Regions from separate parts of the Homo sapiens genome. Here region 2 is linked to region 1. Evidence: chromatin loops called from intact Hi-C (ENCODE). Cell type or tissue: dorsolateral prefrontal cortex. All regions are shown on one strand.

What was found. A loop is a pair of places that touch in the nucleus more often than their neighbours do. Peaks named below come from ENCODE experiments on the same cell type or tissue, not always from the same donor. Only the 100,000 strongest peaks of a DNase experiment are listed, where the experiment ranks them.
Region 2: it touches region 1 in a loop (2.4-fold over the local background); 1 of 110 quality-filtered maps calls a loop at or near these places.

What each region holds. Positions count from the first base shown.
Region 1 is chr5:87,943,632-87,946,131 of GRCh38, reverse strand. No RefSeq gene overlaps it. Among named protein-coding and RNA genes, the nearest start is that of LINC02144, 210 kb to the right of the region's middle. RefSeq lists an enhancer at 304-2,007. In dorsolateral prefrontal cortex, CTCF peaks have their summits at 1,208 and 1,407; a DNase peak (open chromatin) is centred at 1,351; H3K4me3 peaks cover 618 bases; H3K27ac peaks cover 1,993 bases.
Region 2 is chr5:88,096,129-88,098,628 of GRCh38, reverse strand. No RefSeq gene overlaps it. Among named protein-coding and RNA genes, the nearest start is that of TMEM161B, 170 kb to the left of the region's middle. In dorsolateral prefrontal cortex, no CTCF peak of the experiment used is centred here; no DNase peak of the experiment used is centred here.

The DNA.
Region 1 (2,500 bases):
TGTTGGTGGAGGTTGTGGGTAGAGGTAAGCGGAGCGTAGTGATTCTTCAAGGGTGAAAGTGAGAATTCCCTTTGCTTACATGTATCACCTTTTTATTTTCCTACCCAACAACTATGTTACTTAAGACAGGGGAAGGTAAGTTTGGGATAGCTTCTGTAAACCTTCTATAATCTGGGAGAATCTAAAGACCATAGTTTAGGGTGTGGTGCTCTCCTAGTTGAAAAGATATTTTGTAAAACCTAATCATTAATTTTTAATTTTATGCTATTTCTATTATTCTTGTGTCTATAGGCTAGGCAGTGCGCCATGCTTTTCTGTGGAACAGATCTCACTTCTCCATAAACAGAATCCTTTGGCTATCTCTCTTTGGTTAGCTATTTGATGAAAAGATTACAGAATCAGGCTGTATCTGAGACCTATTTTGTAGCCTACATATATTTACATAAATTCCTTGAAAAGTAAATAAAAAGAACCAAATGAATAAAATGGTGAAGACATGTGAGATCCAAAGCAGCTACTTATTTGAAGGGTAGAAAAAGACAGTCTTGTGTCATTACAATTAAACTGAGTACTCTGGTTCATTTACTATTTTCGGTGAATTTTAATTGAGTTGTGTCTCATTTTTATAAATGTTGTCAATCTTCATTTTCTCTGTCTCCCATGCACCAGCTTAAACACACACGCATGCAGATCCACATATGGGCATGTTTTGGGAGAGTACTGACTACAGATATACCCTAACACCAACTTACACACAGTGACACATAGTGCTATAAACACTAAAACATCCAACCTTGATAGAACACCCATAAGAACAACAAAAAAAAAGCCTTCTTTTTAATGCATTTATTTTATGGACACAAAAGCTCAGCTAGTAATCAGTTTTGATAACTTTAGATGTCTGTTTCCCTGATGTAATGACTAGACTGAGGCAATAACAATACTTCATTATGCTATTCAAAGTGTATGGCAGGATTCAGTCAGAGCTAGACTCAAAACCTGGCCCACAGCTGAAAGCAGAGATGATGCATTAATCCACAGCAACACCCTCTCCCCCACTGCTCCCCTCAGCATTCAGCCACTAATAATGGATATCATTTTTCTTCATAAAACTGGTGGTACTTGAATCAAGCACATGACAGTTAAGGTTTGTTTAGTCTTTCAAGCAGGTGATTACAGGATTGAACTTCCCAAGTGAGAAGCCAGTGGAATACAAATAGTTAAGAACACGTTTAAAGGGGGAAAAATTGTCCAGCCCCATCTGTCAAACTGTGCGTATGACATCATCAGATATTCTGCACTTGTTTGCAGCTATTCAGGCTGGCCCGCCCCGCAGTCTATGCTTTGTGTTCCAGTTTCCTTTACAGGGCCAGCGGGCTGGAAAATTACCACATGCTGTCACAGTTAGCTCAGCCAGGTCTTGTTATCATTGTTTCCAAGGAATCCATTCATTCCGTTATTTTACATATTGGGCAGACGTCCTGCCACTGAGGCTTGGGCTGCAGTAACTTGAAGGGCCAAACGTTAATGGGCCTCTATTGTTGGTAGAATGGCAGTGCAATACGTGGGAAAAAATACCCAGACAGCTCCCTGACACTGGTTTAGGACCTCTAGACTTAGGGGGTAGCCTGTGAAGATCTTTTATGTAAACAAGCCTTCAATAAACAATGAATATCTCCTGTGTCAATATTCATAACCCATCAATAAAAAAATTATAAATCTTCAACTAGAAAGAAGCCCAAATGTATTATGGATGACAGAGCTTTTCCTTAAAATAATCTATAGAATGTGCACAAGTCTCCTTCTAAACACTGCTAATTTATAGGGGGGGAGGGCAACATTGTTGAGGCTTTGAGGAAAGAAAAGCATTTGATTTGGGGCTAGCTGTATTCTCATTGCAGTGGATAATATGGTGTATAAGTTTTGTGGCTTCCACCACTACAGACTGAAATAAAGACAAGGGCCTAGGTGACACATTACATCTTCACCATGCTGGCAATTTAAAGAAAGTTAATGAAAACATTAGAAAAGTTGCCTAGATAAAGCTTAACTTTAGGATGGGTTATGTTATCTTGATTAATTAGAGCATAAATAAGAATGAAATTTAAAAACTGTAGTGATATCGATACAGGAAAATCCATTCTTTATGGAAGATATAGAGTGAAACTGCAGTTTTTGTTTTTCTTTTAATGGAATACATTCTCTTTCTTGTTTCAACATAAATCTGATCTTTTCATTATACAGTGTATTGGAAAGGGATCACAAAGTGTTATGGATCTTCTAATTTTTATTACTGGCCCCAGAAACTCTTCCACCTGACTTTCTTCACCTTGGACAATAGGAGACTTGATAACTAGACCTGTTGCTCAAAGTGGAACAGCATATGGTAGTTAGTTAAATCCATTGGCACTTAGAAAAACTTTAATTCAAGTTCTTATCATTTTAAACATTCTCATGATTAGCTCAGCTGTTACTTCAGCTAATTTATTTTATTGATTCT
Region 2 (2,500 bases), 150 kb before region 1:
AGCAAGGAATGGCATCCTAGGGGGAAGCAATAGAATGAAATTGAATGATAACTTCTCTTTGAGTTGTGGAATATAAAGAGAAGTTATCATTACTTCTCTTTTGAGGAAGAATGGAATATAAAGATGATTAAGGGTACTGTCTTAGTTCAGGCTGTTATAATGAGGTACTATAGGCTAGGTGGCTTATAAACAACAGAAATTGGTTTCTGAAGGTTGGAAGTCTGAGATCCAGGTGCCAGAGTGATTGGGTTCGAATGTGGTCCCTTTTCTGGGTTGCTGATTGCATGCTGACTTCTCAGCATATCCTCACATGATGAAAAGAGGGTGAGAGAGCTCTCTAGGGTACCTTTCTAAGGACACTAATCTGTAACATAGTATGTAACGTAGTAACCTCCTAAAGACCCTGTATTAGTCTGTTCTCATACTGCTATGAAGAAATACCCAAGACTGGGTAATTTATAAATAAAAGAGGTTTAATTGGCTCACAGTTTTGCATGGCTGGGAAGGCCTTAGGAAACTTACAATCATGGCAGAAAGCAAAGGGGAAGAAAGGCACCTTCTTCAGGGGGCAGCAGGAAGGAGAAGTGCTGAGCAAAGGGGGAAAATCTCCTTAAAAAACCTTCAGATCTTGTGAGAACTTGCTCGCTATTGTGAGAACAGCATGAGGGTAAGCACATTCATGATTCAATTACCTTCCACTGGGTCCCTCCCAAGACACATGGGGATTATGGGAATTCAAGATGAGATTTGGGTGGGGACACAAAGCCAAACATATTAGGCCTTACCTCCTGATACTGTAATGTAGGGTTAGAATTTGACACATGAATTTTGGAGGAGTTTAGACATTCAGTCCGTTGCAGGTATATAGGTTAGTGTATTTATTAGAGCATTATCAGGGAAAGAGACACAGTAAGAATAATATGAAATAAGGAGTTTATTATAGGGATTAGACCTCATATAATTATCAGAGCTGAAGAAGTCTATGGAAGATTGTTGGCTACGCTTCTGGGGGTGGGCGTGAAGGTCAGCAGGATCAGCAGTTTGGAAAAGAAGCTGGACGCAAAGAGGAGGAGAGAGAAGACAAATGGGAGCACATGAGAACAATTTGGAACCTTCATCTATCACTGCCTTCAACTTTGATGTAAGTACCCTGCAGAAGGTGATCCAGCAGACTGGCATAGAGTGTGTGAGTGGTGATGGAGCCTGGCACCAATACCCACTAACCTTCATGACATCATAGCTCCTGCTGCACTTTTGGCTTCCTTGGGAGTTCCTTGGGCACTTTCTCTTGTATCCAACTAACTTAGACTTACATAAGGAAGAGACTTTGGGAAATGTCAGTCCAGACTAGTGTCAAACTGTGGAGCGACCCTAGATGCCATGCTGATGAATTTGGGCTTTCCTATGACGGCTATGGAAGGCAGTTGAAGACTGACAGGATTAATAGACTCAGAATGAAAAGAAGTGGGACCCTCAGCTAGGTTGCTTTTGAGGATGTTGATGTGTTGTTAGAGTTGATCTTATTCACTATTTATTGCACATCTACTCTGTATTTATAAAGCAATTCTGCCTTATTTCATTACCTGGGAAGGCTCAGTGCACCTGTGTTTTTTCTGTTCATAAAGAATAATCCTTATCACTAGTACATATGATAATTCCAGGGACAGACAGTGTTAGACATAGTGGATACAATTCAATGTCATTGTTGGTAAAATAGTAATAATATCATCTGTTTTTAAGTGCTTTAGGCCCTTTGCAGGAAAGATATCACTGGATGTAGGTATAAAGCCAAAAAGGAAATTCAAGATGAAGGATGCTTATATGGTGATGGCTTAATAATATCTTTCAGTGAGACAGGTGAACTGCAGTGTTTGAGAAAAATGAATGTTGCTACTTAATGGTGCAAGCTGTCCAAGTTTAGTCATTTTAAAGAGTAGTTCTCCTTTTTGGAAGTGCTAAAACAAAGGCGTAGTGAGTCTCCAGACAGAAAAAAATAACTCACAACAAGATTTTTATGGCCCACTCTTCTTTCATTCTAAATTCTCTCCTTCTTCAAGGAAGGAGATTTCACCATACATTTCACCATATATTTCAAGAAGCCTTCTCTGATGGCCTCGTTCACAAGCTATCTTTTCTCAATTTTTGTAGTACTTTGTATTAGTTTTTGAAAAAATAATTCTCACCACATAGTGTTATCTGAACACTGGGAAATAGAGTAGGAGAAAGAAGGCTCAGAAAGATCTAGGTTAGAATCCTTGTTCTCTACCCGTTTGTGTGACTTTGGACAAGACACCATCTCTTAGATTCAATTTCAATTTCCCAAAGTTTTGCCTAATTGCATTGTAGTACCTACCACATAGGTATAAAATAAATGACAATCTTCTCCATCCTGCATTTTCTTTCTTTAAATGTATTACAGTATCCCCAACTGGTTTTAATAACCTTAAAAATAAGAATATTATCTTAATCACTGTTGACTTTCTCTCAGCATTAGCACAAT